Linked DNA regions of Homo sapiens: region 1 is linked to region 2. A link is a loop called in an ENCODE intact Hi-C map of the cell type or tissue named here. Cell type or tissue: heart left ventricle. All regions are shown on one strand. Each heading gives the region's core, and the rest is flanking DNA. Links, peaks and the distances in the headings are about the cores only. Region 1 has its middle 18 kb from the start of CCL2. Region 2 has its middle 16 kb from the start of CCL8.

What was found. Hi-C counts contacts between places; a loop is a spot of excess contacts. Peaks named below come from ENCODE experiments on the same cell type or tissue, not always from the same donor. Only the 100,000 strongest peaks of a DNase experiment are listed, where the experiment ranks them.
Region 1: it touches region 2 in a loop (2.3-fold over the local background); 9 of 110 quality-filtered maps call a loop at or near these places.

What each region holds. Positions count from the first base shown.
Region 1 is chr17:34,229,028-34,244,800 of GRCh38, forward strand. No RefSeq gene overlaps it. Among named protein-coding and RNA genes, the nearest start is that of CCL2, 18 kb to the right of the region's middle. In heart left ventricle, for the core only: no CTCF peak of the experiment used is centred there; DNase peaks (open chromatin) are centred at 6,664 and 7,104; H3K27ac peaks cover 2,403 bases.
Region 2 is chr17:34,295,811-34,311,583 of GRCh38, forward strand. No RefSeq gene overlaps it. Among named protein-coding and RNA genes, the nearest start is that of CCL8, 16 kb to the right of the region's middle. RefSeq lists an enhancer at 1,822-2,411. In heart left ventricle, for the core only: a CTCF peak has its summit at 10,817; no DNase peak of the experiment used is centred there.

The DNA of each region.
Region 1 (15,773 bases), core at 5,498-7,997, 71 kb before region 2:
CCGTCCACCAAGTTTTGCTTAAAAACTCTGCTCCCAAAATATTTGGGAAGACTGATTTGAGTAATAATGAAACTCTAGTCTCTCGCACAGCAGGCTCTGAGTGAATTACTCTTTCTCTATTGCAATTCCTCTGTCTTGAGAAATTGGCTCTGTCTAGGCAGAGGGCAAGGTAAACCCATTGGGTGGTTATACTCCCTCAACACACTCATGAAGGTGATAACCTACCATAAGGCAGACACACCAGGTCTGCTCCTCAATAGTTGTGCAAACTTGAACAATAACAATGAAAACATTTTCTTATCAATCTTCAGTTTCATGGTCTGCAGGACAGATTTTTTTTTTTTTGCAGGTATTGGGAAGGCTAAAAAGAAAAATAAATTGTGGTGATTTCTTTATTTTTTAAATTTACCTTTACATCTCTTAACCAAGTATCAAGCACCAGGAGGCTGAGTCCTAATTCACTCTCCCTCACTCTGTTACTTGGGAAACTGACCTGGAAATGAAACCACCTTTGCAAAAATTATAACAGTGAGAAAATTATGGCAATGAATGAGATCTTATTTAACTGACCCCCATCTTGCCCCACCTTGCCTTTAGCTGCCCTTAATTATTCCTGGCCTTAGGCCAAGCTAACTTTAGGTGACATTTAGTTCCCCTCCAAAAATTTAGTTCCCCTCTCCTCCTCAAAAATGCTTCTTGATCTAATATACAACTTCAGCAGTTTCAGGATACAAAATCAATGTACAAAAATCAGTAGCATTCCTATACACCAATGATATCCAAGCTGAGAGCCAGATCAAGAATACAATTCCATTCACAATAGCCAGAAAAAGACTAAAATACCTAGGAGAATACAGCTAACCAAGGAGGTGAAAGTCCTCTACAACAAGGATTACAAAACACTGCTCAAAGAAATCAGAGATGACAAAAACAAATGTAAAAATATTCCATAGTCATGGACAGGAAGAATCAACATTCTCAAAATGGCCATACAGCTCAAAGCAATTTACAGATTCAGTGCTATTCCTTTCAAACTGCCAATGACATTTTTCATAGAATTAGGAAAAAACTATTAAAAAGTTCATATGGGGTGGGGCCAGGCATGGTGGCTCATGCCTGTAATCCCAGCACTTTGGGAGGCTGAGGAGGGTAGATCACCTGAAGTCAGGATTCGAGACCAGCCTGGCCAACATGATGGAACCTCATCACTACTAAAAATACAGGCATGATGGCATGTGCCTGTAATTCCAGCTACTCAGGAGGCTGAGGTGGGAGAACTGCTTGAACCTGAGAGGTTGTGGTTGCAGTGAGCTGAGATTACACCATTGCACTCGAGCCTGGGTTTCAGAGTGAGATTCCATCTCAAAAAAAAAAAAAAAAAGTCTTATGGAACCAAAAAAGAGCTCAATTAGCCAAGGCAATCCTAAGTGAAAGAACAAAGCTGGAGGCATCACATTACCTAACTTCAAACTATACTACAAAGCTATAGTAACAAAAACAGCATGGCAACAGTACAAAAGCAGGTGCATAGATTGATGGAACAGAATAGAGAGCCCAGAAATAATATTGTGTACCTACAACCACCTGATCTTTGAGAAAATTCACAGAAGCTAGCAATGGCAAAAGGACTTCTTATTCAATAAATCATGCTCAGATAACTGGCTAGCCATACACAGAAGGTTGAAACTGGACACCTTCTTTACACCATATACAAAAATTAACTCAAGATGGATTAGAGATTTAAATCTAAAACCAAAAACTATAAAAACTCTGGAAGGCAACCTAAGAAATATCAATCTGGACATAGGAACTGGAAAAGACTTCATGAAAAAGACACTAAAAGCAACAGCAACAGCAACAACAACAAAAAATTGACCAATGGGACCTAATTAAACTAAAGAACTTCTGAACAGTGAAACTACAGGTTAAGCAGGCAACCTACAGAATGGGAGAACATATTTGCAAACTGCATCTGACAAATGTCTAATATCCAGAAACTACAAGAAACTTAAACAAGCAAAGAATAAACAACCCCATTACAAAGCAGGCAAGGACATGAACAGGAACTTTTCAAAAGAAGACATTCATGTAGCCAATGAGCATATGAAAAAAATGCCCAACATCACTGATCACGAGAGAAATATAAATCAAAACCACAATGAGATACTATCTCACATCAGTCAGAATGAATATTATCAAAAAGTCAAAAAAAAAATAACAGATTCTGGCGAGGTTGTGGAGAAAAGGGAATGCTTATGCACTGCTGGTGGGAATGTAAATTACTTCAGCAATTGTGGAAATCAGTTTGGCAATTTCTCAAAGAATTTAAAACAGAATTACCATTTGACACAGCAATCCCATCATTGAGTATATGCCCAAAGGAAGATAAATCCTTCTACCATAAAGACACATGCATGTGTATGTTCATCACAGCACTATTCACAATAGCAAAGACATAGAATCAACCTAAATGCCCATCAATGGTAGACTGTGGTCTACTATTGTGGCACATGTAGTACCATTGTGGTACAAATGTGGTACATGTATACCATGGAAGACTATGCGGCCATAAAAAGAATGAGATCATGCCCTTTGCAGCAACATTGTTGGCCATTATCCTTGGCAAACTAACGCAGGGACAGAAAACCAGATACTGCACATTCTCACTTACAAGTAGAAGCTAAACATGGCGTACATATGGACACAAACAAGGGAGCAACTGACGAGGTGCAGTGGCTCATGCCTGTAATCCCAGCACTTTGGGAGGCTGAGGCAGCAGGATTACTTGAGCTCAGGAGTTCAAGACCCACCTGGGCAACACACTGAGACCCTGTATCTACAAAAAAAAAAAAAAAAAAAAAAAAAAATTAAATTACCTGGGCATGGTGGCACATGCCTGTAGTCCCAGCTCCTTGGGAGGCTGAAGTGAAAGGATCTCTTGAGCTTAGCAGTCAAGACTGCAGTGAACCATGATTGTGTCACTGCACTCCAGCCTGGGTGACAGAGAGAAACCTTGTCTCAAAAAAAAAAAAAAAGAAAGAAAGAAAAGAAAAGAAGGGAACAACAGACAACAGACACTGGGGCCTATTTGAAGGTGGAGAGTGAGAGGAGGGTGAGGATTGAAAACTACTTATTGAGTACTATGCTTATTATCTGGGTGAGGAAATAATTTGTACACCAAACCCCTGAAACATGCAATCTACCTACATAGCAAACCTGCACATGTATCCCTGAGCCTAAAATAAAAATTTTTTAAAAAGAAAAAGCAAGAAAAATAAATTGTGGTCATTTACTTCTTTTTTTAAATTTACCATTACCTCTCCTAGCTAAGTACCAAGCCCCAGGAGATTGAGTCCTAATTCACTCTCCTTCACTCTGTTAACGTGGGAAACTGACCTGAAATGAAACCACCTTTGCAAAAATTGTAACAGTGGGAAAATCACGGCAGCGAAAGAGATCTGATTCAATCAATCCTCATTTTGCTTATAGCTGCCCTTAATTATTCCTGGGCTTACGTTGAGCTAAATTTGGGAGACATTTAATTTATAGTTTAAGTGATAATAGGCCTTCCCCACATCTCAGCTACTTTGTAAAGTTAATGAGAGACCACCAGGCTAGGAGGATAGAGGAGTCTGAATTCTGCTAAAGTGTAGACATAAATGATTGCCAGCCATTATTGCAGAAGTCACAGGATATGCAACTGCCCCAGTAACTCCTGCAGATAACATCACCATTGTAGAACCTAAGATTGGCCTTTTGAGATGTCTTTTCAGATTTTTTGGATGGCCAATGGCTCCACCTAGACCCACCAATTGCTCCTGTAATTTTATCTGTGACTCAAGCAATTAGTACTCCCCATACGCTAGCCCCCTGCCCACCAGACTATCTTTGAAAAGACCCTTGCTGGTCGCGATGGCTCACACCTGCAATCCCAGAACTTTGGGAGGTCAAGGTGGGCCAATCGTGTGAGCTCAGGAGTTCAAGACCAGCCTGGGGAGCATGGCAAAACCCTGTCTCTACAAAAAATACAAAAATTAGCCTGGCATAGTGTTGCATGCCTGTAGTCTCAGCTACTTGGGAGGCTGAGGTGGGAGAACCATCTGAGCCTGCAGAGGTTGAGGAGGCAGTGAGTTGTGATTGCGCCACTGCTCTCCAGAGTGGGTGACAGAATGAGACCCTGTAAAAAAAAAATAATGAAAGAAAGAAAGAAAGAAAGAAAGAAAGAAAGAAAGAAAGAAAGAAAGAAAGAAAGAAAGAAGAAAGAAAGAAGGAAGGAAGGAAAGGAAAGAAAGAAAGAAAGAGAGAGAGAAAGAAAGAAAGAAAGAAAGAGAGAGAGGAAGGAAGGAAGGAAGGAAGAAAGGAAGGAAGGAAGAGCAGAAAAGAAGGAAAACTCCTAGCCTCCAAGCCTTCAAGGAGATTGATTTGAGTAATAACTCTGTCTCCAGCGTGGTGTGGTCGGCCTCGCATCAATTAAACACCTTCTTTGCTGCAATGTTCTGGTTTCTGTGCATTGACTGTGTCTGTGCAGCATGCAGGAAGAACCAGTCCAGTGGTTAAAGACCCCTGAGTGAGATTGGTGCTGACAGTCTCTCTGAACACTACCCCCGAACTGTATCTTTCTCCCTCTTCTGAAACAGAGTCCTTCCAGTGATCCAACCCAGGGTCTGTTCTGGCTGGAGAAGTGCCCTCCCCTCTGGACTTGTCCAGGGACTTCTGGCTCCCAAGAGATGGATGTGAATTTGTTCCTATGTCCCAGGCCCCTAGCTTCCTACTCCCTCCCTCTGCTTCCCAGTCAGATTCAGCCACCTCATACTCAGTAACAGTTTTGAGCAGAGTGTCACCCAGGATACCCAGACCCACCACTGTGGCAAGTCCTAGCAGGTGCAGGTATAATGTCCCCTTTGCAACTTACTAAACATGTGACTTTCCTTCCCCATACCGCCACACTCCCGCTCTCTGTCTTGCGCGCACACGCGCGCGCACACACACACACACACACACACACACACACTGAGAGTCTGCTTCCTCCTCTATGAAGTAAGGTAGCTGGTGTTAACATTCTTGTGGCCCTATCATTAGTAAAAGACCTTTCTCTGTTTCTGTAATCAAATACCTCTGGGATCCAGCTCCTGCATGTTGGGCACTGGGTGCTGCCACTGGAAGGAGATAAAACACAGGGAGGGTGGCCCCCTGGGAGGGTTATAGGGGCCACTGCAGTCCGTCTCTGTCTTCTCAGGTCATTTCTCAGAAACATGCCCTTGGCTAGGTCTTTGTAGGGGGCGATAAAGCCAAGCCGAGGATATAAAGTGTGGAAACAGCAGTGCCAGACATATCTGCATACTCATTTCTCCCACAGACACACACCCATGGAGCCAGATGACTGATGGAGACTGATGACAACAATAACAATTAACATTTGTGGATTACCCTGGGGGCCAGTCTAAGGGCTTAACAAGTATTTATTTAACTTACTGATCCTCACAACAATGCTAGGAGATAGGGACTATGACTATTCTCATTTTACAAATGTTGAAACAGAGGAACTACAAGGCTAAGTAAATTGACCAGAGTATATAATATCATAAGTGACAGAGCTGGGGCTCAGACCCTGGAAATCAGGTTCTAGAGGTTGCTCATTGAAACTTTTAACCAGACAGAGAGCTTCAGACACATGCAGGCACTCACACACAGCAGGACTGGCTTCTTCCCGGCATTAGGATGGGAAGAAGGGGCCCATCCAGCCTCCCTCACCATACCTGGCCATGGTTGGCCCCAGCACCCAGCACTCTACCCACAAGGGTATCTATAGGGGAGGGGCTTGTCTCAGCAGAGGTACACAGATATTCACACCCTAGAGCGCCTACCATTCCCACCCTTAGTCCCTGGGAAGTAGAAACCAGGACAAATTCTCTCACACAAGTCCTTTGAAAAAGGCCTACTCACGCCTGTGGAGACATCTGACCACAGGGCCAAGTCTTATCCCAGACAACCTCTACATTCTCCAAAGCAGCCATCTCTTTGACCTTGAAAAATCAGGCAGTAATGTACTCTTTTCAGGGTAACACTGAGGCTTAGATGAGATGCTGTATTTAAAGCACGTAACACAGGGCTGTGCACACAGTAGGAGCCCAATAAATGAGGCACTAGTATGATGCCACTGCTATAATTAACTGAAAGCACAGCTGAATGCAGAGATAGACACCCAGACAGGGTGTTCCTGCAGCCTCTCTGCATCAAGACTGGCTAGGGGAAGATGTTCTGGAAAGCAGGCCTGGAAGGGTTTTGCTCAGCTAAAGCTGACCTGGGAATCAGACAAGAGGAACAGAGGCAGGGGGAAGGAAGGAAGATATTAGTCCAGGGCAGGGGCTGAAGTGTCCCGAGGGCCCTTCTCTTCACTAATTCCTGATGAAACTGGAGCTGGAAATTCACCGCCAAACTCTGAGGACTCTGGGAATGCCCCTCCCACCTGCTCCCTTTTCCACATTTTCACATGGCCAGATTCCCTGTATGCTCTGAGCCTTCAAGATAAAGTCAGTAATTTCCTCCCAGGCCCTGAAAATGGGAAAGTCCCAGCTATGTTGATTGTCCCTACAAGGCAAGACAAAGCCTGTTTACAGGCCTGACCTCTGAGCCCTGAAAGCAGGTCACACTGTGGCCTCTTTCCAACCCAGCTCTGGAGCTATCCAGCAGCCATAGGAAGGCCTGCCAGCTACATCCTTCATCCTCCCAGCCAGGCCTGCAGTCATTTGGGAAGTCCCAGGGATTCTCCCCACCCAGAGAGATAAACGAATTCTTCCCGGGTACTCCAGTGGAGCTTGGCACTTGCTAGAATAAGAGGGAGGTCAAACTGCCCTCAGTGTGAGGGCATCACTTCTGCAGCCTTTGTTTCTGTACCCCTAAAAGAGCAGAAATGAGTGACTTCACAGAGCTGTGGACTCAGATTTCACAGATCGAGTGCAGAGCAGGAAGTCAGGGGTACAGGGACTAACTGCGAGCTCATACCTTGTTGGAGGAAGCAGCCTCACCATCCCCACAATCCATATATTCTTCAGAGGGATGGCCAGGCCATGTGGGCAACCAGGCTGGTCTACACCCCCAACTTGGAGTGGGAAGGTCCAGGACCGCCCCCCAGGCTTGACATCTCTCCAGCTCTCCAGCTGTGCAGTCTTCATCAAGGCTTAGCCTCTCTGGGCCTTCATTTGCTTGCCTGCTGACTAGTAATGACTGAACCCTGAGTTGTGAAGCAGCTAAGGCCTGCGACACCCCTGCCTCTGTGCCTGGCAGGTGGGTCCCCATCAGTGTGTGCCATTCTCCCTCATACCCTAACCCTGGGTCTTACTCTGCTTGCTGCACCAACTGCCCTTTCATCAACTCCTCTGCCCACCAGCAGCACATTCATGTGGTTTTTCTGAGAAGATTCCCTTCTGTTTTGTGAAATAGCCAGCAAATAGGGGCTGTCCTGTCCCAGTAAAAGGAATTACTCCAGCCCCAGGGCCTTTCCCCACGTTAACGTGAAGATCTCTATACAGCCACACAGAGGGCCTCCAAAGAGGCTTCTCTTACTCAACGTTCTTCTAGGGGACAGCAGTCAAGCCCCACATTCCCCATCCCCCAAGTTCTGCCAAGAGCCACAGCTGGGCAGGACAAGACCGAGCCACATTTCTCTTGGGACTTCCTCATTACTGCTTATCACAACCTTGGCACGCCAAGCACACCATGCCATCAACCCACTATACCCCAACTCTGCCATGGTTGCTCAGCCTGGCAAGGCCCAAGTCTTCTGCACTACTCCAGCTGCCCTCAGCAGAATGTGTGTGTCTTCAGAAGGTCTTTTTGCCAGGGCATCAGCTCCATTAATCCCCATGGTGTGCTAATAGGGGACAATCACTCTGCTAAATACCCCATGTCAATAAATATATAAGGCAGGATACTCTAATCCATTGTTATCCCAGACCAGAACATTAGGCAGCAATGAATCACTAGCAGAGAAGGCATTCACGTTTCAATTATCTTTTAATCTTTCTGATTCCATCAAGAAGAAAACCTTAGTGCTTATACTCGCCAATCTGTCTCTCTGTCTGTCTGTCTCTCTCTCTTCAGTGAGAGAGTAAGCTTATAAGCTCAGTACTCAGTACACCAGGCAGGCAGCTGCATCAAGTTTGAGTCAAAAAACAAGTTTGTTTTGATTGTATCTATGGCAGGCAATACTGCTTCCAAATTTGTAACAGTTATACATTTCTTTTTAAAATGAATTTATTTAAGAAAAAAATGAGTCATTTTACATAAAACCACTAAGTATATAAGTGAACAGTGTTGCAAAGACTTGTCAAAAATCTCAAAGGTAGAATACCAAAATTGAGAATATGCTTTAGCTGAAAGGCATGCCACAGTAGTGAGAATTCCAGGCCCTGGGACTGGCTGGTAGACAAGGTGTTTGGGACACAGAGTTCCTTAATTTCCTTTCAAATCGCAGTTCCAAGGTTGCCATGTACCCATAGGATAAGCTCCACCTTTCATTCTTCTGTCCATTCATTCATTCAGGAAGTAGTTAAGTTTTATTTTCGGTGTTTTTTGTTAATACTAAAAAATTGCTGAACAGAGAGCTCTGTCCAGCACCAAGTCTGGATTCTATGGAAGAAGTTGGGGAAACAGGACACAAAGTTGTCCAGCAAAGTCTCTGTTGGTGACTGAGTGGCTGGCTAGGGTCCCTGGGCTTACCTGTCGGGTAGGACCTGGGCTGGCTGGATGTGGGCTGAGGTCAATGTGGTGCTGGTGCTGGTGGCCAGCTGCTTCTGTGGCATGTATCATGTCTGAGAAAGAATGGTGCACCCTGATAGGTCCACACAGTGTCAGAAGGCAAGGTGGCCAGGTCACAGGCTGTCACTTATTAAAACTGTGTCATAGAAAGACCATACAAATGGAAGTCAGATTCTAATTTCTATTCAGTTTTCACCTGGTTGCATGGCCTTGGGCATGTCATTTTGTCTCCCCAGACCTCAGTTTTCTCATCTGCAAAAGGTTAGGGGTCTTCTATTAGCTGAGAGGACTATTAGGAGAATTAAAAGTGAGCTTCGTCTAGGCAGAAATCATGTCTGTTCACGTAGAAGTTATGTATATCCAGTATCTGCCCCATGGTAGGTTCCTTTTTTTTGTTGTTGGAGTTTTGCTCTTGTTGCCCAGGTTGGAGTGCAATGGTGCAATCTTGGCTCACTGCAACCTCAGCCTGCTGGGTTCAAGCAATTCTCCTGCCTCAGCCTCCCGAGTAGCTGGGATTAAGGCACGTGCCACCACACCCGGCTAATTTTTGTATTTTCAGTAGAGATGGGGGTTTCACCATATTGGCCGGGCTGGTCTCGAACTCCTGACCTCAGGTGATCGGCCCATCTCAGCCTCCCAAAGTGCTGGGATTACAGGTGTGAGCCACTGTGCCTGGCCAGATGCTAATTATTTTAATAAATTAATATATATAAGGGTCCAGCAGAAATCTCCTGCATATGTAAGTTCTTGAACCTGGCAGGTCTGATGAGAACTGCCCCTCCCTCTACTCAGCACCAGAACTTTTCTGTGGTGAGGATGAATCAACCACAGGGCAACAATGGGGGAAGGTAATTGAAAAGCTCAGTGGTTCTCTGTGGATCCTGAGGACTTGGAAGGTGGCAGAGGGATGGATCCCAGTTCCTAGGTCCAGCAAGGCACCTGGGTGTAGGGCCAGCCCTCCGCTTCTCTAAGCTTTAGCATTGTCAGTTTGTCTGAGTGGGGAAAACAGAAATATTCTCAGCTAAAACTCTGACCATGGAGCAGCAAGAAACACTGGCTAGCAAAAGGGAAAGGTCAAATAGCTTATTATTTTCCTCTTGAAATCCGCCCAAGGCCTGGTATAAAGGGAAAAGCCACAGGAAAGCGTGTGGACTTTCCCAGTCACAATTACTAACAGCTGCTCCTGCATTCTGTAGCATCTGTGATATTGTAAGAGGCCCCTTTGTTCTCTAGAAAACCAGACACATTCCTTCCTCCTGAGCCCCAGCCACCCACGAGAGTGGGTCAAGTTGGGTGCATTTTGCAAGCTGCTTTGGAGCAGATAAGATAATTTCTTTCTTTGAAATTTCTCCTATGTCCATTCAACAGAGCATTAATAAGCACCTTCTTGAGCCAGGCATTATCTCTGCAGTAGACATCCAGGAGTCCACGGAAAAATCAGAGAGACAAGCAGGACCCAGACAATCAGTGAAATGTGAGTGCAATAGAGTAGAACCCTTGTGTGGGGTAAACGTCAATGTTGCAGAAATATAAAAGAAGGGTATATTAGTCAGAGTTCTCCAGAGAAACAGAACTAATAGATTACACATAGAAATACAGAAAGATGTGGCCAGGTGCCGTGGCTCATGCCTGTAATCTCAGCACTTTGGGAGGTCGAGGCGGGCAGATTACCTGAGGTCAGGAGTTTGAGACCACTCTGTCCAACACGGTGAAACCCTGTCCCTACTAAAAATACAAAATTAGCCAGGTGTGGTGGCACAGGCCTGTAATCCCAGCTACTTGTGAGGCTGAGGCACGGGAATCCCTTGAACCCAGGAGGCAGAGTTTGCAGTGAGCCAAGATTACACCACTGCACGCCAGCCTGGGCGATAGAGTGAGACTCTGTCAAGAAAAAAAAACAAAAAAAAAAAAGAAAGAAGAAAGAAAGAAAGAAAGAAGGAAAGAAAGAAAAAAGAAAGAAAGAAAGAAAGAAAGAAAGAAAGAAAGAAAGAAAGAAAGAAAGAAAGAAAGAAAGAGAGAAAGAAGGAAGGAAAGAAAGAAAAAGAAAAAGAAAGAAAAGAAAGAAAGAAAGAAAGAAAGAGAAAGAAAAGAAAAGAAAAGAAAAACAGAAGGATTTATTATGATGGGTTGGCTCATGTGATCATGGAAGTTAAAAAGTCCCACAATTTGCCATCTGCAAGCTGGAGGCCCAAGAAAACTAGTGATGTAGTTTCAGTCTAAGCCCAAAGGTCTGAACACTAGTGAAGCCAATGGTGTAAGTCTCAGTCCAAGTCTGAAGGTATGAGAACCAGGAGCACCAGTGTTCAAGGGCAGAGGAAGATGAATGTCCCGGTTCCAGAAAAGAGAGAGTGAACTTGCCCTTTACTCTGTCTTTTTGTTCTTTTGAGCCCTCAATGGATTAGATGATACCCTCACACATTGGTGAGAGTGATCTTCTTTACTGTCTGACAATTCAAATTGTCTTCTCTTCTGGGACCATCCACACAGACATTCCCAGAACTACTGTCTTACTAGCAATCTGGACATTCCTTAGCCCAGTCCAATTGACATACACAATCATTAACAAAAGCATCTTTTCCAGCCATGGTTTGCAGGGGGAAGGCCTTCTGACCAGGGTTTTGTGGGATAAGTAGACATTGGTCTGGTAAAGAAGATAACCGTGCAAAGATCCAGAAGTATGCCTTTGGTGGGTGGAGGGGAATAAAACTCTCTGCAACCAGTTTGGCCTTTCTGGAGGCAGGGTCCCTCAGGGGAGAGAAGAGAGGTGAGGCTGGAGAGGGAGGCAGTGGCCAAGCCACAGCCAAGTTCTGGACGGGCATGCTGAGGGCACAGGGGAGCCAACAAAGGGTTCTCAGCAGGGAAATGGCACAATTGGCTTCACATTTCAGTCTTTTGGTAGCAGGGTGGAGGATAGATTAGAGGTGTGAGATTGTAGGCAAAGAACCAAGCCAGGAACCTTGTGGTATCCAGGAAAACAGTTTTAAGAACGCAAAGATTAGGAGGGCAACGAGGGACTGTACTTGGAGTGTAGGGTAGATGAAAGAATCTAGGAGTCTTGTCATTTCTATTCAGTCTCCTGAACCAAAATTCAACTCCTGAAGTCATAAACCATGTTTCATCAATCCTGGTATCCCAAGTATCTAGCATAATGTCTTGCACAGAAGAGACCCAATTTTGTTAAAGGATGGGTGGATGAATGAATGAGTGAATGAATGAATAATGAATCTTTCTCTAAGACATCACTAATGTCTAATCAATGTTGGTTATTATTATTATTATTATTATTATTATTACCCTAGCTTCCCTGTAGGGAAAGTGGAGGCCCTGAAGAAGTCAGAGTCACAGAAAACTTTACTCTGCTCAGACTAGAAATTCCCCTCCTTTGCTCAGAGAGGGCCAGCTGGAGTCAGCGGGGAGGAAGAGCTCTGGGCAGGAAACAGAGTCCTTCCTGGCTGCTGTCCTGGCCTTGGCTTTCTGCCTGTAGGGCTTTCCGGGCCACAGCTGGAACTTTCCCGTTGTGCTGGGGACCTAGACATGGGAGGCAAGGCAGGGTAGTAGAAGATACCCTGAATTTGTGGTCCAGTTCAGCCACTTAATTGCTTATGGCCTGAACCTCAATTTCCTCTTCTGAAAAATGAAATCGACTTCATAAAATTGCTGTAAGGATCTAAAGAGGCAAGGCTATTGAAGATGCTTATTACAGATACATTTAACTAGTATGAGTTTGTGTGTGACAGCAGTATAGCAAAAATGCCCCAGATTTGGAGACTTGATTCTATTATCTTCCATCTATGTGGCCCTGGTCAAAGTGTTTAACTTCTCTGAACCTTATTTCTCAATTCTCAAAAGGGAAAATAAAGTGCCTGTTACGGCAGGCTGTTGTAAAGACCAGAAATCAGAGATTATAGACAAATAAGCTTGATCAACTGTAAAATGCAGCTTATCTCTAAATCATTATAATTGTAGTTATAATAATCATAATAGAAAAGGCAACTTGATGATTGTTTTTCTTTGGAAGCAGATTATTTGGTCGGCTTAGAGAGTTTTGTGAGCAGAGACAGGTGTCCTGGGAGCTTTGAGACTGGCATGTGAATGGCCATCAGTTAACACGTTCATGCTTCAGTTTCCCTTATCAATGCTTCAGGTGGCTGAAATCATGTCTTTTAAGAGCTCTGCACATCCTGTGACCAGCATGTGACCCAGAAGTATGTGACCAGACAATTTCTTTAAGGGTAAAGTGTATAAAATAAGAGTGACTGCCAGAGATTTATCCAGCATCTATGCTTGGGGATTTTGCAAATCATTTAGCAAGGACCCCTGATGCTCCAAGCAGCTTGTGGCAGAGGAAAGGCTTCTTCTCAGAAAAGGAATTAGACACCAAGTTCCAGCCCAATCCCTGGTCACTAATTTGTTTTGTGACCTTGGGCAAGTCACTGCTTTCTCTGTGTTTTAGGATCATCAATTTGCAAAACGAGGTTTGGATGCCAATGCCATGCAATGTTCATATCAGCCAACCCTCCCCAAGATGGCTGCACCCTCTGTTGGCAGGGTGGTATCTTAACTTATAGGATGTTAGTTACCCTGAGTTCTAGTCAGCTTGGAGAAAAGGCCACAAACAAAGGGTGAGGGGTCTGGAGTCATAGTAACCTCTGGATTTTCCCGAGAGTCTAGCTAAGGACCCAGCATCCAGCAAGATAGGAGACCAGTTTGTTTTGCAGAAAATGGAAGGAGAGGGACAAAGGCTTTTCCAGCTTTCTTTTTCCTAGAAGTCCTAGAAACTAATATCACCCTGGAAAAAATCTCTGTCATCCCTCAAAATGGGATATCTGATGTAATCGAAACTGCCAGCTTGGCTGATGACAAATTCCAAGGGGATGAAAATGAAATGAGAGAAAGACAAATGGGGAACTAGAAAAAAAAATAACTGTCAGAGAAAATAAGCAGCGGAAGCTGATGACCAAAAAGGGGAACCAAAGTCTTAATGTTTGGCCTGGAGTAGTGAAGACAGAAGAATTACATTACAAAACACATTCGAGAAATGGAAATGAGGAGGATGCGGTTTAGGCCAAGATGTGAGGGCAGACCCTATTGTGGGCCACACCAGGATTCCAGTCTGGGTGTCTAGACCCAACTTCTCACCAAGATGCCTGGCAAAGCAGTAGTTAAGAGTCCAAACCATGCTGGGCACAGACACAGAAGACCTGTTTCCCAGTCCTTGCCCTGTCATATTCTCGCACTACCACTTTGGGCAGGTCATTTGACCTCTCTGTGTAATGGCACGATAGTCTCTGTCTTGCTGTCTTACAAGGTTGTCGTGGGTATGCAGTGAAGTGACACTAAACACTGTGCCCTGAACACAATGCCTCATGTTCCATTCAATGGGAGAATTCCAAGAACTGAGATATTTCCTTCCTTTGCAGCTGTCTAGGAAGTGAAAAAGTAACGGAAATTATAAAGAAATTCAGAGATTTTTATTTCTCCTCTGCATATGAGGGCCTGAGACAGCCAGCCACTCAGCCACTGTCATACAGTGTTTCAGGCAAAGTGAGTCTGTGCCCAGTGTGGTTCAAACCCAGTCAAACCACAGTAGCCATTTTCAGATTTTAACCTTTTTCTTTAGCTAATATCTAACTATCCCCAACCTCTCAACTTATTCATTCAGCAAAAATGTGCCTGATATAGAGCTCATGACCAGCACAGACTAGGCACTTAATTACTGTTTATTAAATTAATGAATAAATAGGCAAATGAATGAATAAGTAAATGCCAGGCCCTGTCCTAGGTGCTAAGATAGATTCAAAGAAGAATAGGTAGATTCTACCATATATTTGACAAAGAAAACATACCCAGAAACCTTCAAAATACAGGGTGCAATCAAAGGCTGTCATAAAGGAATGCAAAGGTTTATGTGTCCAAACGAGTCTGGAAAGACTTCCTGGAAAAGGCTTGGCTGCCTTTTCCAGGCAAGAGAAACAATGCCTGCAAGGGCACGTTCTGGGAAAGATGAGAAAATTGGTTATTACTGCAGCACAGGGTATTTGAAAGAAGCGACTGATGAGACCTGACCTGAAAGGTGCTGTGGGCCAACATTTAGGAATGAACAGGAAGAGAAACCAGTGAAGATAGCATAGATAGAGAAGAGGCCAAGTCAGGCCTTCCGATGGCCACACTGAGGAGTTGGGTTCTAGTGCATAGACATGGAGAGTGGTAATTTCTGGGTATGAAGTCATTTAAGCAGATCAGACGGGTGGTTTGGGATAGATATATTTGCTATTAGGACTAAAGTTGGTCTGAAGCGTAGTGCTTCTCTTGGCAAAAAATGATGTGAAACTGTTTAAATAGAACTCAGAGTGAGGCAGAGTCTTTGGGGATGAAAAAAAGGAAATGAATGCTGAGATGCTTCAAGAGTGGAATGCACAGGTCTCAGGGACCAATTAGATGGGAAAGGAGATGGGGAGGAAATCAAAAGATGGATACCTGCTTTCGACCTTGACTATCTGGGTGGGTAGGGGTAGCAGATCTGGGAGTGGTGTAATGAGACCAGGAACTGCAGAGGACTTATTTGCCTTCCTGGCACTCAGCATGATGCCTGGCAACGTAGTGATGATGGCATCAAAAGATGGTTTGGGGAGCTTTAAGACCCCTCTCCTCAAAAATTCATCTTAGATTCTGCCCCTCCAAAGCCACCCCAAATGAATACACAAAGAAGGGAAATAAGTGTACCTCCTACACAAATGCAACCTCTACGCCAGTCCTCTATTACTTCTTCCAACCAAATTGATTTCTCAAGGCCCTCTTAAATAGGGATTTTGTATCTGCCATAGAGGTTTATTACATCTTGGTTGAAAAATAATAAAAGAAAAGAAAGAAGAAAGACAGGGAGAAAAAGGAGAACTGCAAAGAGGGAAGGATGAACTCATTGAAGTTGAGTGACATCCAAGTGTAAATGTTCAGTGGGCATATTGAAACACACATCTAGAACTCATCTAAGAACCATTTACTGAATTATGAGAGCT
Region 2 (15,773 bases), core at 9,806-12,305:
GATAGTTTATTATAATTTCTGTTCTTTTACATTTGCTGAGGAGAGTTTTACTTCCAACTATGTGACCAATTTTGGAATAGGTGTGGTGTGGTGCTGAAAAAAATGTATATTCTGTTGATTTGGGGTGGAGAGTTCTGTAGATGTCTATTAGGTCCGCTTGGTGCAGAGCTGAGTTCAATTCCTGGGTATCCTTGTTGACTTTCTGTCTCGTTGATCTGTCTAATGTTGACAGTGGGGTGTTAAAGTCTCCCATTATTAATGTGTGGGAGTCTAAGTCTCTTTGTAGGTCACTCAGGACTTGCTTTATGAATCTGGGTGCTCCTGTATTGGGTGCATATATATTTAGGATAGTTAGCTCTTCTTGTTGAATTGATCCCTTTACCATTATGTAATGGCCTTCTTTGTCTCTTTTGATCTTTGTTGGTTTAAAGTCTGTTTTATCAGAGACTAGGATTGCAACCCCTGCCTTTTTTTGTTTTCCATTTGCTTGGTAGATCTTCCTCCATCCTTTTATTTTGAGCCTATGTGTGTCTCTGCACGTGAGATGGGTTTCCTGAATACAGCACACTGATGGGTCTTGACTCTTTATCCAATTTGCCAGTCTGTGTCTTTTAATTGGAGAATTTAGTCCATTTACATTTAAAGTTAATATTGTTATGTGTGCATTTGATCCTGTCATTATGATGTTAGCTGGTGATTTTGCTCGTTAGTTGATGCAGTTTCTTCCTAGTCTCGATGGTCTTTACATTTTGGCATGATTTTGCAGCAGCTGGTACCGGTTGTTCCTTTCCATGTTTAGCGCTTCCTTCAGGAGCTCTTTTAGGGCAGGCCTGGTGGTGACAAAATCTCTCAGCGTTTGCTTGTCTGTAAAGTATTTAATTTCTCCTTCACTTATGAAGCTTAGTTTGGCTGGATATGAAATTCTGGGTTGAAAATTCTTTTCTTTAAGAATGTTGAATATTGGCCCCCACTCTCTTCTGGCTTGTAGGGTTTCTGCCGAGAGATCTGCTGTTAGTCTGATGGGCTTCCCTTTGAGGGTAACCCAACCTTTCTCTCTGGCTGCCCTTAACATTTTTTCCTTCATTTCAACTTTGGTGAATCTGACAATTATGTGTCTTGGAGTTGCCCTGCTCGAGGAGTATCTTTGTGGCGTTCTCTGTATTTCCTGAATCTGAACTTTGGCCTGCCTTGCTAGATTGGGGAAGTTCTCCTGGATAATATACTGCAGAGTGTTTTCCAACTTGGTTCCATTCTCCCCATCACTTTCAGGTACACCAATCAGACGTAGATTTGGTCTTTTCACACAGTCCCATATTTCTTGGAGGCTTTGCTCATTTCTTTTTATTCTTTTTTTCTCTAAACTTCCCTTCTCGCTTCATTTCATTCATTTCATCTTCCATTGCTGATACCCTTTCTTCCAGTTGATCGCATCAGCTCCTGAGGCTTCTGCATTCTTCACGTAGTTCTCGAGCCTTGGTTTTCAGCTCCATCAGCTCCTTTAAGCACTTCTCTGTATTGGTTATTCTAGTTATACATTCTTCTAAATTTTTTTCAAAGTTTTCAACTTCTTTGCCTTTGGTTTGAATGTCCTCCCATAGCTCAGAGTAATTTGATCATCTGAAGCCTTCTTCTCTCAGCTCGTCAAAGTCATTCTCCATCCAGCTTTGTTCCGTTGCTGGTGAGGAACTGCGTTCCTTTGGAGGAGGAGAGGCGCTCTGCATTTTAGAGTTTCCAGTTTTTCTGTTCTGTTTTTTCCCCATCTTTGTGGTTTTATCTACTTTTGGTCTTTGATGATGATGATGTACAGATGGGTTTTCGGTGTGGTTGTCCTTTCTGTTTGTTAGTTTTCCTTCTAACAGGCAGGACCCTCAGCTGCAGGTCTGTTGGAATACCCTGCCTTGTGAGGTGTCAGTGTGCCCCTGCTGGGGGGTGCCTCCCAGTTAGGCTGCTTGGGGGTCAGGGGTCAGGGACCCACTTGAGGAGGCAGTCTGCCGGTTCTCAGATCTCCAGCTGCGTGCTGGGAGAACCACTGCTCTCTTCAAAGCTGTCAGACAGGGACATTTAAGTCTGCAGAGGTTACTGCTGTCTTTTTGTTTGTCTGTGCCCTGCCCCCAGAGGTGGAGCCTACAGTGGCAGGCAGGCCTCCTTGAACTGTGGTGGGCTCCACCCAGGAGCTTCCCGGCTGCTTTGTTTACCTAAGCAAGCCTGGGCAATGGCGGGTGCCCCTCCCCCAGCCTCGTTGCCGCCTTGCAGTTTGATCTCAGACTGCTGTGCTAGCAATCAGCGAGACTCCGTGGGCGTAGGACCCTCCGAGCCAGGTGTGGCATATAGTCTCGTGGTGCGCCGTTTTTTAAGCCGGCCTGAAAAGCGCAATATTCGGGTGGTAGTGACCCAATTTTCCAGGTGCGTCCGTCACCCCTTTCTTTGACTCGGAAAGGGAACTCCCTGACCCCTTGCGCTTCCCAGGTGAGGCAATGCCTCGCCCTGCTTTGGCTCGCGCACGGTGCGCGCACCCACTGGCCTGCGCCCACTGTCTGGCACTCCCTAGTGAGATGAACCCGGTACCTCAGATGGAAATGCAGAAATCACCCGTCTTCTGCGTCGCTCACACTGGGAGCTGTAGACCGGAGCTGTTCCTATTCCGAGTCCACATATATTTTAACCTCAGGCCACCTCTCTGTATATACAAGTCAATGACTAGTTTGAGAAAACTGCTCAAACTCTATCCATTGAGAGGATTTCCCCTCACTTCTCCCTTTCAAGGCCATCCCTGAGTTGATCTGTAGAGCAATTGTCATCGTTTTTTGTTTGTGTCCACATGCTGAGCTGAACCATCTTTGAACCATGCTCAGCCTTTTTCTTCCTCCATCACCTTGTCATAAGTGACTCCCAGGCAGCCATGGGTGTGAAGTGAGTGAGTGGCATGCAGTATGGATGACATGGGGGTCTGAGCCATCTGCTCATATGGTTTACTGTGCAATGCCCTTTGGCACTGCTGTGCCCAATCCCAATGCACTGCCTCAATCTTACCTCTGGGCCCACCTGGCATTATGATTTGGTAGGTTTGACTGAACCCAGATCATGGCGAGCAAATTCTGCAAAATTCTGGCTACGAAAATCATTTGATTTCCCATGGCCAGGCTCTCTGTCTCTGCAAGAGTTCAGTAGCACACCGGAAACTTTTTTTTCAAAAGGTACAAGTTCTCCTCTTCAGACAGCCTGACTTTTCTCCAAAACCCCAGGTTCTTCTACTAAAGCGTAGATTTCACAGGGCCCAGTGGGTTTCTTTTCCCATCCACGTTAACTCTAATACCATAAGGTCTGCCTGGTTTATGATCCAAGCCACAGGATCTCTTGTGCCACAGCCTGGACCCATTGCAGAGCCCATTCCTACTCAGCATCCCAGTCACTACTGGTAACCTTCTGTGTATGTGAGTCAGAGTAGCCCTGCCTCCTAAGTAGAGAAAATCTACCTACTGGGCACTGTGCTTCTTTTTAAATGGGTGGAGGCATGAGATGCAATTATTAGTCTTTTACTTTTGAGGAAGTGTCCCTGTATGCCCCTAGACTCATTGTATGGGGTATTCTGGAGCTGAAATGACCCTTCAGAATTGAACAGGCCCAATTTAGGAGACATGGAACTGGAGTTTCTATACCTACATCAACCAATTATTGCACGTGGACTACACCCAGAAATGGGACGTGACCTTGAGGAAGGCAGCTCTCTGCAGCCCAGAGCAACTCACAGAGAGGCACTCAGCAGACACTTATTGATCATTGATGCTGCAGAAGCCAAGAAAATGACTACCTTGGTCCAGGCAGGTAGGGGGGGCTCTAGGTAAAGCAACATAGCAACTACTATGTGATGCAGGGCCTGGGCCTCATGCATGATCTACGGCTCCTGGCTTTGCTGTGTAGCTACCTTGTAAGATAACTTTGGGAAACTTCTGTTTTCTCACTGGGCATTAGTTTACTCAACCATAAAACAGGTTCTGAAACTAGATATATGGCTTCTAATTGGCTGTGTATTAAAATCACCAGGGACTTGTCTAAAACTACAGATTCTAAATTATCTTCCCCAAAGATTCTAGTTCAATGTATTAGAGTAGGGATGGGGCTAGCGGATCCTGTTGTACCTCCTGGATTTGCTCCAGCTCTGGTGTGCCCCCAAATCACTTAATTTCCCTGGTAAATAGGGATAAAGACATCTGCCACTGGAGGATTATGTGAAATAATAGGCAAATAGCACTGTAAACAAAGGCATGTGGGTGCATGCTCAGCATAGTTAAAGAGTGTGTTCACGGGCCTTGTGAGTAAGATACTTGGCTTCTCTAAGCCTCAGTTCTCTTCTTCATGATAAGCACCATAAAAGCACTTACTTCAGAGTCAATCAGAAGGATTAAATTAGATAACACACATAAATTTGGTAGTTCCTGGCCTGGAGAACAATTCAATACAAGTAGCCATCATTATTTATTGAGTGTCTATTGCATGTCAGCTGCATCACTACATGCTATGCAAATAAGCTTATGGAATGTTTCTTCCAGGAACTTCCAAGCAACCCTGGGAAAGGCTAGTAGCAAATACCAGCTGGTTCTGTTTTGCGGAAGGGATAAATGAGGCCCAGGATGAGAGAGTACACTGTAGTAAAAGACTCGTGGGATATATCCAGGACCTGAGCACTGAGACACCTGGGCCTATTAACAGGGATATTAATCCTGAATGACTTTAAGGATTTTGTTTCTGTTCTCAGGTCTCAGTTTTTCTGAGAAAGGACAGGGTGGAAAACAACAGTTCTCAGGTCCTATTTAATTCTTCCTCTAATTGTGTAATCTCAGAGGGAATCTGAGACAAAGAACAAAGCTGGGAGTCCATGTTTTCAGGTTTACTTCCATCAAATGGTTCTGCATTCCAGGAAGCCAGGAGATCTGTTTTCACCATAAGTGACTCATTTCCAGCCCCCATCAGGAGTTATTTCTGACCACAGGTTTCTCATTCCCCAGCAGCAGAAAATGTGAATTGAATCACTTTAGATGGCTACTGTCAAGGAGTCACCAAAAATGAGAAACAGAAAGAAGCTGGACAGCCACCCACTCTCTGCAGAAGACAGCTGAGCTGGGCAGAACAGCTGAATCCAGATGGTCTGAAATGCTGGCTTAACATTCTCACATTCAACTTCTGCAGGTAGCATCAAGTTGAAGTCTGGGAAGGTAATCTGCAAAATGAAAATAGCAAACAAACTGCCTGTTGTCACTGAAGTCCTGCCTATTTATGACACTGATATCACTCAGAAGCTGCTGTTCCTGGACCACATTAGCCACATGCCTCTGAAGCCTGGAGTACTCCCGACGCTTGATCCTTGGCAAGATATCTGGGACCTCTTCCCTTTCTCTGGCATTCTTCATCATTTCTTTTCCACAACACAAGGCATTCCTTGGAAAACACAGCCCGCTGCAACATGTTTCAATTTGGAAACATGAGCTTCTGTTTGGGAGAAATCATGAGAATGTTATTGTCTTACACTTTGAGTCCCTTCCTAGCATTTCCTAGCCATACTTCTTCTGAAGTTCCTAAAAGTAACAACTGTTAAGCTTACTGAGAACTTAACTATGTGCTTGTCACTGTTTAAAGCACTTTTCATGTGTCTATTAATTTAACCGTTATAACACTATAATCCCACTGTTTCCAGAAGTATAAACTGAGATACAGCTTCTTATTTTTCATCCTTTCCCACATCCAGTGATTGATAAGCATAGGGAATCAGTCTAATAGATACAAGTGGGCATTTTGCCTGGCCTAGGGACAAGTACAACCTAAGGCTTTACCTAGAGGAAGTTCAGTTGAAGGTTATAAGCTGTTGACTTAACCTTGATCCAACATCCAAAAGAGAATGCTGGTCCCCTCTGGGCAAGGCTCCTGTGCCTTCTTCTATGCCCATATGTCATTCGCAGGTTTTCAATGAAGACTGCTGGTCTGTAGAGGGCCTGAGGAAAACCTCCTCTTTTGATTAGAAAAGAAAATATAGGCCTGGCCTGGCAGGTTTACTGTCAAATAAATGAAATGTACAACTCAGGCAGTAGAAAGGGTGTTGTCTAATGAAATCTGAGCAGTCTAGTAGGGCTACATGGAGGAGGGAGGAGGGAAGTCAAGTTAGCAATAATTTCTAGAATTTGGAATAGTGGAGGAAAAAAAAGACAAGAATTCAAGGAGTTAATGGTGAGTATCTTCATGAGCAAGATGGAGGCAGGGATGAGTGTGCAGTGCAGGGGTAACTAGACAAATATCCATGACACGCTTCCAAGCTGGCATTTGATGCAGCTATGCTACTGAATTTCTCAACCCTGCACCAACCGTCCACTGGAGCAAGTAGAAGCTATGTCAGTTTGTCTACTAACATTGCATCAGATACCTTGCCTTGATATGCATTTTTGGGAGAGAGAGCTTTAATGGATCAGTCCATCCCACACTTTGTTGTTCCCTGGAGCTGGGTGTGAGGGACAGGGGCCTCCAGCTCCTGCATCACACAGACCACTCCACTGGCCCTGGTGATATATTGGAATTCCCCTTTGATTTTACTTGGGGAAAGACTTTGACAGCTAAAGCAAGGTTTGAAAACCACAGCACTCCAAGATCTTCATGTGCTACCCAGCATCACATATCCTCTGATACCAAGATAAAGCTATAAGATAGCTTTATATCTGTAGGATTCCTGGAGTCCCTCATTCAGCCAAAGTTCTAATTAATACCACCCTGGGTTGTGAAGAGTGGTATTACTTAGAACCCTGCTAGCAAGGTTTAAAAATATACAGGTTTTCCTAATCTCTGGTTGGAATCCCAGCCACGGTTTAAGTCCATGATGAGGATGCTGACAGAGTTGAGGATAGTGCAAATTTTGTATCTACTCACCTCTCTGATGACCACAATTTACTTTCTTCCTCTCTTTTCTACAGAAAACATTTAAGTGCAAAGGAAGTGCAGCCCATGAGATGATCCAACTTGGAGCATTTCCTCTTTTTAGGCTGGGCATAACTGCACCTCCCTTTCCTATCCCATCCCCATTAGTCTCAGCAATGGATGGAAAATGTGCCCAGTCCCAGCCCACTGCTTCCCTTTTCCACTTCTTGGAAACCTCCCCAGGACCCAATGCCCACTCTGCAGATTTTGGATCTCATCTCATAATTCTTTGACAATAATTCTGCCAAGGAATTCTCTCTCTTCTCCCTAATTCTTTACATCCTATAAAATAACATCATGATTTAGTTTAAAAAATTAAGTAAAGCAGCCAAAGGAGCAGAGAGGCCTAGAAAATCCCAGAAACCTCCAACTCTTGCCCTCTAACATGAAGGTCTCCCCAGCTCTTCTGTGCTGACTGCCACCATGAGTTCCCAGGTGTTTGCTGAACCAGGTAAGGCCTCTCTCTCCTTTCAGGAAAGTTAACCTTCAGGACAATCTGATCAATAAGGGCCCTCAGAATGTCACTGCAATAAGGGTCTTCAGAATTTAGGGGAAATTTTTTTTCCCTAAAAAATGGGAATATGTTTCAAGAGAAACCAGATTGGTACAAGCTGGAACTGGAATTCTAGGCCACCGAAGCCAGTCTCTGGGCTCTTCCCAGGACACCAGTTTGGGGAACAGGTCTACTCTATTGTATAGCTCTGAGATTTTCAAGAGAACATTTTGTTTATAAAATTAGGCAGTTGGTCCGGCATAGTGGCTCACACCTGTAATCCACCATTTTAGGAGCCCAAGGCGGGTGGATTACTTGAGCCCAGGAGTTTGAGACCAGCCTGGGCAACATGGCACAGCCCTCTCTCTATAAAAAACACAAAAAGTAGCCAGGTATGGTGACACACACCTGTATTCCCAGCTACTCAGGAAGCTGAGGTGGGAGGATTGCTTGAGCCAGGAGATTGAGGCTGCAGTGTGCTGTGAACATGCCACTGCATTCCAGCCTGGGGAAAAAAGTGAGACCTTCTACCAAGACCAGTTCAGTCATGGAGGCCCCAACCCAGCGGTGCTAGAGGAATTGAAGATAAAGACACAGAAATAGAGTGCAAAGTGGGATCAGGGGGCTAACAGTCTTCAGAGCTGAGAGCCACGAACAGAGTTTGATCTACATATTTATTGACAGTAAGCCAGTGATACACATTGTTTGTATAGGTTATAGATTAGCTAAAAGCATTCCTTAGGGGAAACAAAGAATTCTTAGCAAGGAGTAGAGAAATAGGCTCTGGCTGATTATCCGCAGCAAAAACATGTTAAGGCGCAGGCCGCTCATGCTATTGCTTGTGGTTTGAGCAGTTTCCCGCTCCAGATGGGCCAGGCATTCCTTGCCCTGCTCCAGTAAACCAACAACTTCTAGCAGTGTGCATCATAGCCATCATGAGCATGTCACATTTTTGCAGAAATCCTGTTTATGGCCAGTTTCTTTAAGGCCTGTTTATGACAGGCTTAGGTCTGGTTGCCAGCAACCTTCTCTAATAAAGTATAAATAACAAAATAAAATTGGGTAGTTATATTTTCTTTCTGAAAAAGATGAAGCTGGAAGAATGAAGCTGGGGGTGAGGGCATGGCTTTAGGAAGTGGAGGTCATGATCCCATCGAATGGCTTTTGACTTGGCTGGTCTCCATGCAGGTTGAAGACAGACAAGACTGCCCTGGCACTGTGATTCTAGTCCCTAATTCCAACCTCCTGGGACCAAGGACTGTGGTCACTTGTTCAGCGTCAGCCCACAGCCATTTCCTTCCTCTCCTGCCCACCACACCTTCTTTCCTACCAGGGGAGCTTTCCCACCCAATCTATAGCAATAGCCTCTGAAATGTTCTCCCTGGCTGCAGTCAGTCCCATTCAACCTATCATGAACTCCAGAGGAACACCAATGGTGAATTGAAACATCAGAGGAAGAGCAGGTGGCAATAGATTCAGTGGTCAGGTTACACTTCTCAGTGAAGAAGAGGCATAAGCAGGACCTCTCTTAAATGATGGGGTGAGATCAAAGGAGAGGTTCGACTGAACTAATTTAGGGTGGACAGAAGAGTAGGCAAGAAGCAGAACTCTTGTCTGGCTGGAATTTGGTCCAGAAATAGGAAAAACATTTTAAAAACTTAGAATGCAAGCTTGGAGCTACATTTTGGAGGGTCTTGAATGTCAACATGGACAGTCGGGTTCAGTTCTGAATGTCATAGGAAGACAATGAAGGTGTGTGAATTAGTGGGGAAGAGACGCAAACTAATCAGAAGTATGCATGATGAAGACAGAGCTTCTGGCTGCCTGAGGATGGAATGTGGAAAGGAGGACCTGAGAGCAGGTATCCGCAATAATCCAGGCAAGAAGGGATGGTAGAGGTGGAGGAGAGGCAGCAGCTCATAGGAAGAATGGGGTCAGCTGGAGCTTACTGAAGATATTTCGTCAAGAGGACACAGTGGGAGGCCTAGGGACCCAGCTCCTAGAACTCACTACCAAAATATCACAAGGCAGTATTGAGAGACATGCCTACCCTGAGCCCCAAGTTCACGTCCCTCTCTCACTAGCCCTGTAAGCCCCAACCGCAGAGCTTTTAAAACATGGATTCAAAAAGACAGGGCCTCCTCTTCCTGGATGACCCCTAAGATTCAACTGCAGTCTATGAGTTTGGCCAGCTCCTTTTTCCAAACGGGGATCCATTTGTATGAAAATTAGCTATAATTTTACCTCCTCACCAACAGTAAAGACCAATAGCAGGGCCAATACCTGCCAGTCTTGGGGAGAGAATGATAGATTCTGTAGAAAGCAGAGCACTCAGAAGCATGGAGCACTAGAAAATCTCACCCTGTGAAGCAGGAGACATTGATGCTGATTGCAGGAGTGGCACTGACTCCCTGAGCATTGTGGAATATCAAATTCTCCTTCTGGGCCTCAGTTTTCCTCTCCATTAAATGGGGATAATGCTGTGTTACAGGCAGCAAGTGAAGGAATCTGGCAGATGATCTCACATGTTTTCCTAGCCCCAGGAACTATGTCTTGGCAAACATCACCACATGCACTGGCTAGAGAAGAGTTGGAAAGGAAAGTATTTCAAATCTGTCTTCATGTACCAGCCAGGACCTGGATTACTGTGAACCCACTCCTTTCTCAGGCATTGCCTGCTTAGACACAGATTTTTCATTAAGGCCCCCCATCCCCACCCCCAAATTCAACAAAAGTCCTGGGAGCAATTAGCAACCAGACAACTTCATTCGTCCTCATGCCAGATCAAGTAGTTCTGTATACTTCCCCTGCCACCAAGATCTCATCTCCAAATACCAATCAGGAGTGAACTCTAAAACTCTAACCAAGTGTAGAAGCACACAGTGAGTTGGAATAAAAAAAAAAACTAAAATATCACCATATGCATTGATACTCAGAAGACCCTCTGGCACTCAGCAAGGCTTGGGCAGGAGGCGGTGGAAAATGGTAAATGCTGTATGTCTCTATGTTGAAGAAGTTCTCAGGCTGTTTTTCCTCCAATTCCCATAGCATGAACCTGTAAACTCAAAGAATTGGAGATGTTGGGGCCTCTAATAGAGCAGTTTCCAGTAGGGACCAGCAACCAGACAGGAATGCATTGCACATCTTTGAGCATTGCATCCTCAGCTCTTTCTTTAGGCTGTGTGTCAGGTAAATCTGTGCAAATCATTTTTTCTTCCATGAAACCCAGCTTACCTTTTGCACTAGACTGATGGTTTCCAAACTGAGTATGAATCAGAATCACCAGGACTACCCCTGAAAATGCAGATTTCCTGGCCTTATCCCAAGATTCTGAGTCAGGACATTGGGTTGTGGAACAGTGCCCCCATCAGGATTTCAACCAGTTTTCCTGGGGATACAGAGGTATAGCTCAGTATAGCACTGGAACACCAATGCTCTCTGAGGTTCCTTTGTTCTCTCACATTTGAGTTCGGACCCCACGGCTTTGAACTTGCATGGCAGTCTTTGGAATGACCTGCCCAAGTCCTGTGTGGCCTCTCACTTCTTCTCCAGTCCTGGATTGCCATAAACCAGCTGTGCGACCTGCTGTGACTTCATCTCTCCCTCTTAGTGTCTCTTTCCATTACTTCTATGACTTTTGTGATCTCTGAATAAATCTGAGATGAAGATGAAGAATGTAGCCATTCTCCAGAACTTGCGATTTGCAGAACATTCTTCTACCTGACCCTGCTATGTTCCTTGGGAATCACTTAAGACAGAGAACAGCTTCCATTGCAGGAGATTTGTTTCTTTTCCAATGCTAATTGATCCCTGTCTTCTACTAGCTTATGGTCTAGACCATGGTCTCACCATTCACCACCTCCTAAATTATGAGCACGTTTTTGCATCCGCTTTAGATAATGGCTAACTAGGAAGGAGTTAGAGAAAAGGAGGAGAGAGAGAAAGGGCAGAATGGCCACCTCCCCAGGGAATGCATTCTGGCTGCTGGAACAAACAACTGCAGGAATTGGGCAGTCTTAAGTTTCATTTTAGTTTTTCACGCTAAGGTTTTTGAAATCCACATTAAAACCAAAACCAAAGGAAGGGAAATTGCAAAACACAGGGACTTTCCAACTGCAGGCTCTGAACCATCTGCAGAACATGAGCATGGTGTCTCTGGGTATGTGTCATACCTGGGATCTTTCTCCTATTCTTTCTGGGGTCCAGAGCATCCTGCACCTCTGGCTGATGTGAAGATCCTGGGGTCTCTTGCTTCCCTGTTTCCGGGAGACTCTTTTTATTTCCTTATTTACAGCACAGGCATTCCTGAAGGTCCATCTCTATCACATGTCTTCATCTGAATGCATGAAGACAATTAAGGGAGTCCTTCTTCAATAGTCCACATCCTGGGTCTCTGTTTAGCATCCTCTGATCACTATATTCTCACTATCAATATCTATAACAATGAGTTTATTAAATACTTACCATATGCTAACACCTCACTTTTCAATGCCCTTTTCCTGTGTCAACTAGTTTAATTCACACCTATTTTGCTGATAGGAAAACAGTGGCACAGAGACCTGAAATAAGCTTTCAAAACATCTAAGCATCCAAATCCTGGCAATCTGGCTACAGAGTCCATTGTTTTAACCACTATCCTGCCTGTCCTACAGCTAAACAGCAAAGAACACTTCTCTGCTGATTCCTAATGCCCTAAGTGTCCAAGTCTCAGATTGGACTCATTTCAAGATGATAATCAATCATAGGAAAATAAAATTGAGAGGAACACAGATAATCTCCTAGCCCACGAATGGCCAACATGTCCCAGAGCTGGGCTCCTCCCTGATCCTGTACTGATGGAGAATATCAGTAAAGAATCACATCACTATTTCTCATGGCCGACATAAGGCCTCATTATCTTTTCCAATAAACCTCTCGAGTTGACACTTGCATTGAAAACCTATTTGACATCCTTGATCTTGTATATCCCCACATTTGATACACGAAGCAGGTGGACCTAAAAATATCTAAATAGGTTCCATGGCTACTAAGCAGGCAAGCTGGGATTAGGCACTTGGCGTACACGCCCTGCATTCTACTAACCCACTTTGCTTTCTCATAATTGACTTTTACCACTATTTTCATTTCTTAGCTCTGAATGCACCTTTGTGTCAAGCCACATCACTGGAGAATGAAAATTTTCTGAGTTTATTTTTGTGTGACACTTGCCATGCATGTGGACTGGGGATTTATATAAACTCAATTTATAAAGAAAACTTGACTCTGTATCAGTGTTATATGAGGCAATTGGCAGGGACAGTCCCAGATGCTTTTGTGTAAGAGTGTAAGTTCCCTCTTGTGAGAGGAAATCCTGAGGTTAGGGATATGTTTCAAGTTCTGGAACTTCAGTATTGTTAAAAGATGATCCAGAGTTTTTTAAAAAAGAAATTAGATAAACAAGAGGTAGAAGATTTAAGGTCTCTTATAAATAAATTTAAAAAAATAATTGAACTCCTGAGCTAAGAAGACTACCAGATAATTCACCAGATAAAAACATAAACCATTGAACATGTACACAAAAATACCAACCAGTAGACACAAATTTAAACAAGCTCATACTGGAATAGTTTCTTTCTGCTAACTTTTAAATTGAGGCATTGGTTTCCTACAATAAAGTTCAAAGAAGTTAAATCACTTTTACATACATATGCCCCAGGAATCACCATCCAAATCAATATTTGCAGAACATTTCTAAACCCCAAAGTCTCCCTCACATTCCCTGCCAGTCAATACCCCACAACATCTAGTCTCAATGCTACCACTATAGGTTAGTTTTGCCTATATACAAAATAATACTTTTTATTAACAAAGTAGCATATACTTTCAGTTAATAATGTATTACTTTTCTATTTCTGCATTAATAAATTACCACAAAATTAGTGGTTTAAACAATATAAATGTATTATGTTATAATTCTGGAGTTCAGAAGCTGAACATAGGCCTCAGCAGGCTAAAACCAAGGTATTATCAGGAATGTGTTTCTGTCTAGAAGTTCTAGGGAAGGATCCATTTTTTCGATTGCTCTGGGCATTGGCAGAATTCAGTTCCTTTGGGTTATTGGTTTATTGAGCCTAAATGTTCATTTTCCTGATGGCTGTCAGACAAGAGATTTTCCCAGCTTCTAGACGCCTCTGTATTCTGTGGCCCAGAGCCCCCTTCTCCATTTTCAAAGTCAGCAACAGTGGGTCAAGTCCCTTTCATACTATGCATTTCTTCTTCTTCCATCTCCTCTCTCTGTTGAGACTCAGAAAAGAGTCTCCACTTTCAAGGACTCAAGGTATTAGATTGAGCATACCTGGATAATCTCTCCATCTCAAGGTCTGTACCCTGGATCCCATCCACAAAGATCCTTAGTGTGAAAAGTGAAAATGAAACTTAGGACTGCCCAAATCCTGTAGCTGTTTGGTCCAGCAACCTGAACTCATTCCCCAGAGAGATGGCCATTCTGCCTTTTCGCTCACTCCTTTTCTCTAACTCCTTCCCAGTTAGCCATTATCTAAAGGAGATATGATAAAAAACTCACCCCCTCATCCCTGGTAACAGAGTCACAGGTTCCAGGGATCAGGGAGTGAACTTTTAGGGGTTACTTATTTATTGAGACAGAGTCTCACTCTGTCGTCCAGGCAGGAGTGCAGTGGTGCGCCCTCAGCAACCTCCATCTCCTGGGTTCAAGCAATTCCCCTGCCTCAGCCTCCCAAGTAGCTGGGATTATAGGCATGTGCCACCATGGCCGGCTAGTTTTTGTATTTTTAGTAGAGGCAGGGTTTCACCATGTTGCCAGGCTGGTCTCGAACTCCTGACCTCAAGTGATCCACCCGCCTCGACCTCCCAAAGTGCTGGGATTACAGATGTGAGCCACCGTGCCTAGCCAAAGGGGTCCTTTATTCGCCTACTACAACTAATAAATGTTGTCCTGAGTAAAAACTTTATGGAAAGCGATATGGCAATATCTACTAAAGCTTCACATTTCAACAGCAGTAAAGACATGGGGGAGAATTTTTAAACTTGGGTTTTCAAAATAATGTTAATTAAAATTATTTTTAAATGAAAATATAAATTATATATGCCTAATCATAAAGAAATGCTTTAATTATGTATGACATTTTTATAATGAAGCAGTATGAAGCCACTAAATTCAACCAATTGAAGAATATTTAATGACTTGAGAGAGTGCATGACTCATTAAGTGAAAAAAGCTGTAAATATGATCATAAGTACATTATGTCCATATATGTGTGTATTTATATACATGTGTATATGTATATGTTTGTATATTTATATATACATACCTATGTACATATATATGCACACATATGTATATACACACAGATATACACACAGAGTGAGATGGAGAGAGAAGAAAGGGAGAAAATACATAAATAGAGCAGCCAGATCCAATCTTAGTGTTTAAAGCACAGATAGAGTGACCAACTGTCCTGATTTGCCCAGAACTGAGAGGTTTCCTGGGACACTGGACTTTCATTGCTACCGAGAAAGTCCAGGCTGAAGCAGAATGAACTGATTACCCTAAATGCAGATACATTTTTGTCCTTTCCTTTAGGGAACAATATATTTTATGTTTTCTAAAAGAAAAATGCAACCATTTAAAATTTATTACAAGTTCTTCAGGTACCTCATTCTGTGTTGGGGGCAATGCCAGACACATTTCAGAAGCTGTTCTTAGCAACAGCACACATCCTGGAAATGCTTCAGATAAGTGATGGAAGTGTAGTATCCTCCACCAATGAAATAGAAACCTCTTGACTTTTGAAGGTAGATTCTTGAAGAAACAGTATTTCTGCAGTTCGCAGCAGCCACATGTCAGTTAAAAAAGACTTTATCTCCTTTAGTTATGTATGATTAGACCAATCTCAGAAATTTGAATGGGAAAAGCAATGAAATTTAAAACCACAAAGCTGGAGTTGGGCACAGTAGTGAGTGCCTGTAATCCCAGCACTTTGGGAGGCTGAGGCAGGAGGATCACTTGAGCCCAGGAGTTCGAGACCAGTCAGGGCAACATAGCGAGACTCCGTCTCTAAAATTAATTAATTAATTAAAACCACACAGCTAAAATTGGGCTACTTGGAAGCTTCAAGTTGCAATTTCTTCTTGAAGATCCCTCTTGTGGGAGTGACTCTGGCATGGACTCTGCAGGCAAATGTTGGAGGCACATGTGGGAGCAGGCACCACACTGCAGCCGTCCATCGCTACATGCCAATGTTGGCAGGTGCCTTGAGAGAGATGTTTTACGTTTTTTTTTTAACTAGTTCATGTAGTCTAAAACACA